Regions from separate parts of the Homo sapiens genome. Here region 1 is linked to region 2. Evidence: read pairs that join two places in POLR2A ChIA-PET (ENCODE). Cell type or tissue: PC-3. All regions are shown on one strand. Links, peaks and the distances in the headings refer to the core of each region. The heading gives the core; the rest is flanking DNA.

Region 1 (5,382 bases), core at 268-5,267, 260 kb before region 2:
GCACCCAATGGCTGTCAGTGTCTAGTTACAACTTCTCAGCTTTCTAGAGGTCTGATCCTGTACCAGGTATCCAAGGGCATATGCAGAGAGTGGGAGCTCTGCTCCATATGCCCCTGGAGCTACCCATCTTTCTAACTAGTGATCCATACTCAACCTTTTCCAGGAAGCTCAGCTGAATAGCATGGGCTGTATTTGAGAGTATGAAGATTTTCTCAAGGATTTAGGTCCTCTGATACGTTTCCTTTGAAGTACTCTCAGGAGAAAATGTTCTGAAACAGAGTGAGGCATCACTTCAGCTCTGGCCAGTGAACTCACATTTATTTTATTCCAGGTGAATCCATCTTAGTATAACCTGCCAGCTGAGTACATATAGAGAAGTGAGGAAAAAAGGAGGGACTACACAGGATGATAATCTGATCAATATTCTCTGATCATAATATGTGGATCTTTGCCTCTTCTAAGATCTGACTACTGAGATGCAGGAAGCTACATCTCAATTCCTGTTCCTTCGGTCCTGACCCTACAAGAGTCAATTTCCATTCCCTTCAGCAAGTTAGAGTTAAAGATGGTTCACGGAGACTGGAATAAAGCAACACCCTAGAAAAAAACTTCATCAGAGCAATGCTAGTTTCAGAGTACTGTGGAAGCCTCCTCCACTAAGGGTAGGACAAACAGATTTCCAGCCCTACATGTCCTCTTCTTGGGAACTGCTAAGAGTTTTTCAGCTTCTATGGAGTAAAAAACCATAGAACAAATCGAGAACTTTAGAACGCTAAAGGAACTTAAAAACTGTCTATCCCAATCTCCTTATTTTATGGAGCAGATAGCAGAACTCCAGGGAAGAACTGTTACTTACCCAAGGTTACAGAACTAGTCAATTGCTCTTTCTGAGGCTCTACACTGCTTCACTTTACCAATTTCACTGTACACGTATTATATGCCAGATATGATTAAGGGTTGTGAGACACATGAACATAAGACAAGTTCTTGCTTTTGAAGAACTTTAAGAGAGGTAGGAAAAAATGATCATTTCAGGAGGCAAAACATTTAAATTTAGGGCCATATTTTCTCAAAAGATTAAGAACAGATTATATTCTTAATCTTTTGATTACAAAGAGACAAAGAGCATTCAAACAGCTGAACTCTTATTGTATTGCCCACCAAATACAATAGCAAGAAATATATAGAAACTGTCTATTACTGATGGTTCTCTTCAATAGTGTTAACAAATCTGGATCCCTGGATTCATTTGATTCCCTAAAGCCCACAGCCAAGTGTCTTCAAGGACAGTGGGGTGACTGCTGCAATAAGGAAATGAGGCAGGAGAGAGGGCATTCTGGCTCTTTTGGCAGAACCTAGTGTTCTTGGTGGTGGCGTGTTCAATCACAGTAAATTTTTGCCTTACTTGGAAATACAGAACAAGAATTCCAGTGTATACATAGAAACATATACAGAAGAACAAAACTATTAGGATTTCACACCAAAACCCTTTAAATAGGAATTTATTAAACATTAATTGTTCCCTCTTTCAGTACAGAGACAGGACCTATGTTTTTGGAAATGCTCCCAAAATAGGTAACATGTTCATACCATTTGCTTCCCATATCCTCTTCTGAGATTTTCACAAGTTTCCTAAAATAAGATAGCAATGCACATAAGGAGCTATCAGAACATAAACAGTACATCGAGCTCCCGGCAGCCATCAAGGTGATAGCTGAGCTGGGTCCTACAAAGAGAAAGACTGCACCATGAAGAACAGTGGGAAGGCATATCTACAAGAGGAAAGAATATGGGGACACACACATACAGACAGAGAGCTATACCAAAGAATGGCATGTGAGGAGCTATATGCCAACACCCTCTTTAAAAAGGGGGAAGCTGGCCGGGTGCGGTGACTCACACCTGTAATCCCAGTGCTTTGGGAGGCCGAGGCAGGCAGATCACAGGTCAGGAGATCGAGATCATCCTGGCTAACACGGAGAAACCCCGTCTCTACTAAAAATACAAAAAATTAGCCGGACGTGGTGGCGGGCGCCTGTAGTCCCAGCTACTCAGGAGGCTGAGGCAGGAGAATGGCGTGAACTCAGGAGGCGGAGCTTGCAGTGAGCCGAGACTGCGCCACTGCACTCCAGCCTGGGCAACAGAGCGAGACTCCGTCTCAAGAAAAAAAAAAAAAAAAGCGGGGGGAAGCTGAGACCAAAAGTAACCAGGGCAGGTCCAGGAGTAGTAGCTAGTTAGTAGCAAAGCAAATGGAGAGCCCCAGTTTTCTGACTCCCATGCCTGTTGCGCCTATTCTTAGCATCTCTGCCTCTGACCTCACATCTCTAGAAGGCCGCAACAAACAGGGGAGGCAGGATGTACCTACAACATTCCTTTGTTTTTTCCAGTACTCTACTAGTGTCTAAAATATCTTTGCTATAGCAAGCTAGCTTGCTTTTTTGGCAAGCTTGATTAGAGCAAGAAAAAGTGCTGAATTTCCAATATGCAAATTAAGTTAAAGGCTACCCAGGGATGAAGGAGCCCTACAGGAATGCTTTATTGACTGCTGCAAATTTACCCAAATAACTATTTTTTAAAAACAACAACAACAAATAAATTGAGTTCCAACCTCCTTTGTTCTTCCCTTAGGAGTCACATGTTTTTCACCTCTAATTTCATATCATTGTTGAAGTGGTGCATTGTGCATTATTTATAAATGGAATTCAAATGAAGGTGGCTACACTAAGAAACTAGAATTAGATTAATCACAAAATGTATGGCTAATAGCCATTTGCTCTTTAAGTGCTTCGTTTTAGTGGGTGTAAACAGGGAGTAGAATTTAATTTTCTTGGCTAGTATTAGCAGAAAATATATAAAATACTGTGTGTTCTTTCTATAGTTACTCCAGGAGTATTTGTGCAATTATAGCCTTTTTGTCCCCAAGGAAATCAATCTAAAATAAATAGTGAGGGCTTCTGAGAGGTATACTGACATTAGGGAGATTGTATTTTTAAAGAACAAGAAATTAGGTGGCTCAGAGAACAGTTCTATGTTGGTATCGTTGTACTACTTGGACTGGGTTAAGATGACAAACCTCTTAATAAGTACCAAACTTATTAAGCCCCCTTGCATGGTGTCTTAAAGTGTTGGAGCCATAAAATTTAAAATTTTAATCCAATTAGGCTCCTATTAACTCAAGAGATAGTTAGAATTATGGCTTTATGGGTCTCCCTGCTTCCTTCCTCAAAATGAGGGGTTATGACTTTGAACCACGGAAATTAGCTTTATCTATGAAGTTGGAAGAAGATCAGTACATTCAGCAGAGGATCAGCTTCTTCCCGCATTCCTGTGTGGACTTCAGGAACATGACACATTGCTCCACAGCTCCTTTTGGTCCCCATGTGTCCCTCATTATTTGGAAGTCCTGGGCAAGCTCCGCAGGATGAGGGAGTATAAAGAAAATGGGCTGCCTAGCTGTTGTAAACCCAAGCTCTGGAATCAAGCAAACTTACGTTTGATTTTGGCTTGATCCTCACAGGCAATAAGAGCTGGCATAAGTAGCTTGAGATACGCCTCAGTTGTATCTTCAGTAACATAGCGATAATATTGCCTACCTCCCAGGCTCCTTGAGAGGAGGAAATGATACTTATAAAGTTTTGGACACACGGCAATTGTCCAACTCTAAGAAGATTTTCTTACAAAACGGGAGAAGAAGATTTTCTTACAAAACAGGAGAAAACAAGATAGCTCAGGCTTTTGGAGTCTTTCTATGTGCCATGGGCTGTGTCGAGTGCCTTACTGTATTAGCAAAGTGATACTTCTTCCGTCTATTCAGTGGCAGAACCAGGGTGAAATCCAGCAGCCTGGCTCCTGAATGTGAGTGCTTAATCACAAAGCTTTGCAATGGGCCCTCCTTGGAGCAATGTGACCTAGCATAATGACCCAGGAACATTCTGTGCCTCCATTTCCCCATTAAAAAATGAGAACATAAGAAAAGCAAGCCTGCCACTAAGGTTCTGAGTGTCTGGTATGCTTTCAGACTGCCGTGGGCATTAGGCAGCTGACACATATATTCCATACCTCTCTTTAGGGTCTGTTGCCAGCCTGGCAGATATTTGTGGGTTTCTGATCAGCACCTTAAAGAAAACAAACAAAAATAAAAACAGAGATAAACCTGCAGTCACTGTCTTTATTGGAGCAATTTCTAATTCAAACAGTAAGTGCTTGTGACTAAATGAAAATGCAATGGTAGTTAATAACTGTTATTCTCCTCTAATTTTAAAATAATGTGAAATCAGTTTAGTAAGACTGGAGTGAACAAGTATAAGGTGAATAAACTCGTACAAATCTCTACCACAGTCAAAATGACAGCCTCAGAAACTCATTTACAACTGTAGACTATATCTTCTGAGCTTTCAGAATAAGGTGGGAGTTCAAGTTCATGGTCTTATGGTCCAACTTTAAGATATATCCTGAATCAGTCCTTTTTTTTTTTTTTTTTCTTTTTGCAGGGACATCAATAACCCTTCAGTCTAATCCAAGGATCAGCAAGTTATCTCTAAAAAGTTAAAGATAGTAAATATTTTAATCTCTGTGGGCCATAGTGTCTCTACAGCAACTACTCTACTCTGCTGTGTAGAGCAACAGCAGCCATAGATAATACAGAAATGAAAGGACATGACTGCATCCCAATAGAGTTCTATTTACAAAAATGGGTGATAGGCTGAGTTTGACCCATGATTGTAATTTGCCAGCCCATGGTCTCAACCACCGTGACCTTTCAACATCTTCAGTTACTGTTCTTACTCCTTCATTATGAACCCTGTCTAACTAAGGTTCTAAAAGGATATGCCACTTCCTTGCCTAAAATGCTGCATTGCATTCTTATTGTACTTAAGTTAGAAGCTAAACTTCTTGGCATGGCATCCAAGGTCCACATATTGGGAGCCACCTGTCAATCCAGTGTTTTCTCACGTTGTGCTCACTTCAGCTCACTTTATTTCTGTGTTTTTCAGCTTGTCAATTCAGGGCCTTTGCACACGCTGTTTGTTTCCTTCCCTTCAAAGTCCTCCTCCTCACTTTCTGCTTCCCAATCCTCCAATTCAAATTAGATCATTTCTCATACCTCCCATAGTATTCTACACTCTCCCTTCAGAGCACTTAACTAATTCAAAATTAAATGCTCATTATTTGTGCAAGTATTCATTTAATAGTGGTCTTCCCTACTAGACTTAGTGCCTTAAGAGCAGGAGTTAGTCATGTTTGGTTATCACATACTTCTGACAAACAGTAGATGCTCAACAGCTGCACATTAATTGCATGAACAAGTTGTTTAGTTCTAAATGTTCAAATATTTTTATGAAATTCAGTCATCTTCCTTCCTTGGGAGAACAAAAAAATGTC
Region 2 (5,382 bases), core at 129-5,128:
GCAGCCTCTCTATAGGCAAACATGTGTTGTGAGATCTACAGAGAGAGAGAGACACAGTAGAATCAGAGCTACCAGTTTCCAACATTCCTAAAAAGGTGATTGGATAGGAATCCATCAACTGCCTCAGGAGCAGATTTTCTTTACTGACTCAGAAAGAGCTCATTCCTTCACAAGGCCTGTGCAAACCATCCTGACAAAGGTAGTTCTGTGAGGGTTCCTCCATCCCCTTTTCTTCTTCCTCAGGTGACATGGACATATCTAATGGCAGTTTGTGCTTCATCACCCATCACTGAGAGGGCTGTGAGCCTGTCACTGCCCAGAGTGACAAGCAATGGGTTCCTCCATTTGGCCCTGCTGTGAACAACCAGATTAAATTTATACACTCCTTCACCCTGTGAAGGGTGTCCTGACATCCGGGGAAAATTGAGGGTAAAGAGGTCACTGCCACTTTATTTGAGCCCCAAAGGCTTTTCTCGATGCTGTTTGACATTATCCAAGATACATTTTTAAATCTATAACGGGAGTGAAGAGTTGTAATTGGTTTTAGGTACCCAGAGACTTCTGGGCAAGAAGGATCTAAGTTGTTGCCCCTGTAAATTACCAATAGTTGAAATACAGAGAATAGAAAATGAAGCTCTCCACATTGGGCAGTGAAACCAACTTCTGCCTTTGAGGGAGACTCAGAGTCTCAAATCCAGGGTCCCCTAGGAGCAAAACAATCTTTGCCTTCTGTGCAGACCAAGCCTACCAACACCACAAGGAGCCCATCCCCTCTCCTTTTAATTCTTTTCAGTGTTCCCCTCCCCTACTGAAGGAAATGCAAATCCCCCTCTAAATCCGTCCTGTGTAGGACAAGGAGTTTCTCTTCTACAGCATGAAGAGTCTAGAGTCCAAGCTTTGCTAAATTCAGCAGGTTTCCAGTCTATGCTGCACGTAAAGCATTCAGTTCCTTCCCAGCCTAAAAAGTCTATTTTGTCTTCTTTGGGCTGCTGGTCACCCATAAGCTAGCCACAACCTCTTTTCACAGCATTCTTTTTTTGTGCTTAAAATAAGACCCTTCAGAAGCTGTTTTTTTTTGTTGTTTTTTTTTTTTTTTTTTTTTTTTTGCTTCAGGCACCAAGATATCCAAAACTTTTCAAAGGATTATTATTCTTTATGCTATATCCTGAAATTCCTGAAATCTCCAGAACGTCTTTCCTAAAGACTGCATTACACTAGTAATCTCTACTTTTCAAGATCTAGCATTTCCCTTAAAGTACTAATTCTTTTCCGTTCCTAAGTATTTTTTCTCCTAGTCTTCTTCCTTCCTTCACTGTCTCTCTTTCTCTTTCTCTGTCTTTCCCACTCTCCCCTTACACACGCACACACACTCATGCACACACGCACATATATTCTCTATCTCCCCATCCTTTCCTTTACTCTCTGCTGCAGAAGAGAAAGATACTATAAAGATGCCAAGGATGATCTGAACTTGCCGTCAGGAGAATAGACAGGTGCTATCTTGAACTCAAGAAGTATATGAGCCATATAATCAATAAAATGCATTAAATGAATTGCTTTTAGTTTTCTTCCTCCTATGAGAAAGTCTTAATTTCTCAGCTGCATGCAGCATGGGCCCAGCTGCTAGTCTTACAGCACAGTATTAGGAATAGGCAGGAAAACAGAATTAGTTTTTATAAAGTGATAATCTCTCAAGACCTCCATCATCTGCCCCTCCCCCTCTTATTCTAGTCCCTCTAGGTCCGTTCTTGGCTCCCAAAAAATTAATTCCTAAAAGTGTCTATAGTCACCATTAATACACTCATGAGTATTCTTTTCTGGAATAAGAGAGTGTAGAGTTCATGTTAAGAGGTACTCCCACAGCACGCATGTGACTGAATTGCATGAAAGTGCACCTTTGTCATCCCACCGTGGTGTACAACCTCAGGTTTGAGCCACTTGCTCCAACCACATCCCATTCCATTCCCATCCTTCTAATTTCTGGCTTCATATGTGTCCTCAGAAATGATGCCCGGTTCCAAATTTCTTGATACAACTTGGCTCTCCTCACCTTGACTATAATTTGCATTTTTCCTCCAGATACCATTCACAGATAACCGGCAAAATTGTTCAGCCTGGCTTTCAAGTTGCTGCCCTAATGCTTATTCTGTACCTTTAATGGGAACCAGACACAGACTGTTTACATAATTTGAGTACTGTTAAACACATGTTTTGATTTTTACAAATACAGGCAACTTTTATACGCAGTACAATTGGTTTTATAAATGATTGCTTGCTTATTCATGGTTATGCATTCCCAATATCAGGTATCTTGTTAAATTTAGTTCTACAATCTGGACATTTTTACTGCTTCTTACCAAAGCTGGCCTTCCAAGAGCTGTTGTAGAGAAGGCCCAAGGGAGATGTCTTCAAGGACACTGCCATGAAAGATGATACAGATGAGAGAAAGAGAGGGAAACAAAGCAGAATCCCTCATGAGGAGCCAGTGCTTTTTAGCTGATGGCCTCATAGTCATATTTCCATTCAATTTTGAATTTCCATAAAGATGCCATAAGTGATTTGGACTTGCCTTCAAGAGAACGGATACATAGTGTCTTGAACCCATAGAGTAAATGTGCTGTACAATCGATAAAACACATTAAGCGAATTGCTTCTACTTTCCCCTCCCCATGAGAAAGTTTTAATTCTTTTTTCTGATGCTGTATAGTCCCAGCTGTTGGTGTTAAAGGAAGGGAATAAGCAGTGAAGAAAACGGAACTTGTAACTGAGCGATTATCACAAGACTAGACCTCAATTCAGCAAGTTGTAAAAATGAGGGATGTTTCTCCCTCTTTTGAGAGGAAAAGATGCCTTGATTGTGGATAGATAGATTATGGACCTCATGCTTACTGAGGGCACATCAGAAGTAATGATTAATGCAGTACTCTTCGGAAGTTAAGTGTCTTTTCTGTTGCAAAGGTAGCTCTGAGCTCCTCGGTTGCTCAGGTCAAGAGTTAGGGCATCCCAGAGTGGTGAGTAAGTGTTGAGAAGATTTCCCCAATAGAAAAGCACTTTGCTAAATAATCATTCAAGAACAGTAGGATCTTATAGAAGTCATGACTAAGTGGGTGGGGTAGAAATGAACTGCTGCGGAGCTGCTAAAAAATGACTGGGTTGGGCCGGGAGCGGTGGCTCACGCCTGTAATCCCAGCATTTTGTCAAGCTGGGGCAGGCAGATCACAAGGTCAGGAGTTCAAGGCCAGCCTGGCCAACATGGTGAAACCCCATCTCTACAAAAAATACAAAAATTAGCTGGACATGGTGGCGCGTGCCTGTAATCCCAGCTACTTGGGAGGCTGAGACAGAAGAATTGCTTGAACCAGGACCAGGAGGCAGAAGTTGCAGTGAGCCAAGATCCTACCACTGCACTCTAGCCTAGGCTACAGAGTGAGACTCCATCTCAAATAAAAAACAAAAATGACTAGTTGATCAGTTGAAAGGAGACATTGCAAATGTTGGTTGGCCAAAAATAATGTTAAATATCATAATTGTGATATTAAAGACCATCATGTGTTAAACACTGCACCAATTAACATGCATCATTTCACTTAATCTTAAATGAAAATTAAATGAGGTTGGTACTTTTATTTACGAGCCCCATTTTACAGATAAGGAAACAGATCCAGAGAAAGCAGATTTCTATCTGCCATGTGGCTGACTCAGTAGCAAATAAAGATTCAAAGCAAGGCAGTTGTCCTCCAGAATGTGTGCTCTTAAACCATACATAATATGGGGACAAATAGGAAAGAGTACCTTCTTTTGTTTTCCTTCTTGAATTTTAATCTTTCTTAGCAGATGGTTTCAAGCTGGCCTAGTACATTCACAAATATCACACAGCATAGAAAGCCATTCTCTTTTATGAGATTTCTCAAATGAGCACACATCCTGATGACACAGAAACCACAGAGAATACAGTCAGGATAGACTGATAGATATCAGAGGAGGGTCAGAAGCTGAAGGCACACCCCATCCCCACCTCACACAGGAGAATCAAGAGAGTTCTAAGCAAAGAGACCCTTTGGGCTCCCTTTGACATTGATGGAAAGATGCCAATTAGTCTGGGACCGACGTTTTCTTCTAGACAGAAGTCTCTGAAAATGCCATTAATGCAGGCAGGCAGGGGGTAGACAGCGGGGGGAGGGAGTTGATTGCTGGAATTCCATAATTAATTGTGTGGCATTTGGAGTAGTGTGACACAAGGTCTCCATTCAGCCCTCACTCTCTAGAGAGAGATGTCATTGTTAGAATTCATAGAATGCAAGAAGAGTTGAAGAACTATAAAGATCATCTGGTTCAGACAACCCAATTAACAGGTGAGGAAATGGAGACCCCAAGAGGGGACATGACAAGCCCAGGGCCACAGAGCTAGTTAGTGTCAAGAGCTGGGCACGACCTTAGATTGCCTGACTTCTATTCCAGTGCCCTTTCCACTCTACATCTTTGTTTCCACTGCACGTGAGAGAACTCCTCAGAAGCCTAGTCACCAAATGGCAGTGCAGAGTTTCATTATAGCAGAGGAGAGCAGAAAGGTCAAAAGAATACAAACAACCTCCCACTCCCACTCAATTATTTTAATGATGAAAAATTCCTAAACAATAGGGGGTGGGGAATTCGTCTGCTAAGAACAGGCATTAATTGGATTGTTAACTCTGGTGTTTCATAGACATGGAGACTCCTAACATTGTAAGACTATTGTTGGAGTTGGAAGTAGTATTTGGACATCATTGAATTCAAGCTTCTCAGGCATAGATGATGAACCCGAGCCCCAGAGAAGGAGCAACTTATCCAAATAACTCAGTTAATTAATGGCAAATCTGGGCAGAGGATTTCAGGCCTCAGGTTTCCAACTCAAGTATCCTCTTACCTACATCACAGTTTCCTTTTAAGAGCTGGGCATGCTGAGGGCGAAGAGGTCAATGAGAGATCATCGAGCCCAGTCCCACATCTTTTCTTTAAAGAATGACTTGAAGTAGTCCTTTCTCCAACAAATAGCTTTAGAAGGGTAAAGTGCAAGGTGAAATTTCCAAACTTGAACTTCTATGAAGGAAGACTTCCCAGTTGTTGCTTAAGAGTTAGGGCAGAATGGGCTTTATATGAAATCTCTTTCGCAGGATTACTTTTCAGATGGCAAACTGGAAATATTTCAGAGAGAAACAGAGATGCAGTCAATCTTGTAAAGCACCTATGAGCCAGGCATTGTGTTAGGACTACGTTATAAAGAGGCCTAAAACAACATCTCTGAAGAAGCACACAGTCCATTTAGCCAAAGAAAGGCAGACCTTTGAGGAGGGCTTAATGTGCTTGACAGAGAAAGTGATGTTTGAGCAGGAGGAATTTGTTTAA

Evidence for each region. Peaks named below come from ENCODE experiments on the same cell type or tissue, not always from the same donor. Only the 100,000 strongest peaks of a DNase experiment are listed, where the experiment ranks them.
Region 1: POLR2A ChIA-PET joins it to region 2 with 5 read pairs; 2 of 35 experiments call an interaction of 5 or more read pairs at or near these places.

Annotation. Positions count from the first base shown.
Region 1 is chr1:208,676,818-208,682,199 of GRCh38, forward strand. It overlaps LOC105372892 (a long non-coding RNA gene), which reads right to left. Exons shown (of 5, transcript XR_007066854.1): 3 at 4,060-4,115. Among named protein-coding and RNA genes, the nearest start is that of LINC02769, 41 kb to the left of the region's middle. In PC-3, for the core only: no CTCF peak of the experiment used is centred there; no DNase peak of the experiment used is centred there; H3K27me3 peaks cover 300 bases.
Region 2 is chr1:208,932,069-208,937,450 of GRCh38, forward strand. The region is part of intron 1 of LOC107985255 (a long non-coding RNA gene); the gene reads right to left. Among named protein-coding and RNA genes, the nearest start is that of LINC01774, 38 kb to the right of the region's middle. In PC-3, for the core only: no CTCF peak of the experiment used is centred there; DNase peaks (open chromatin) are centred at 3,043 and 3,963; H3K27ac peaks cover 3,297 bases.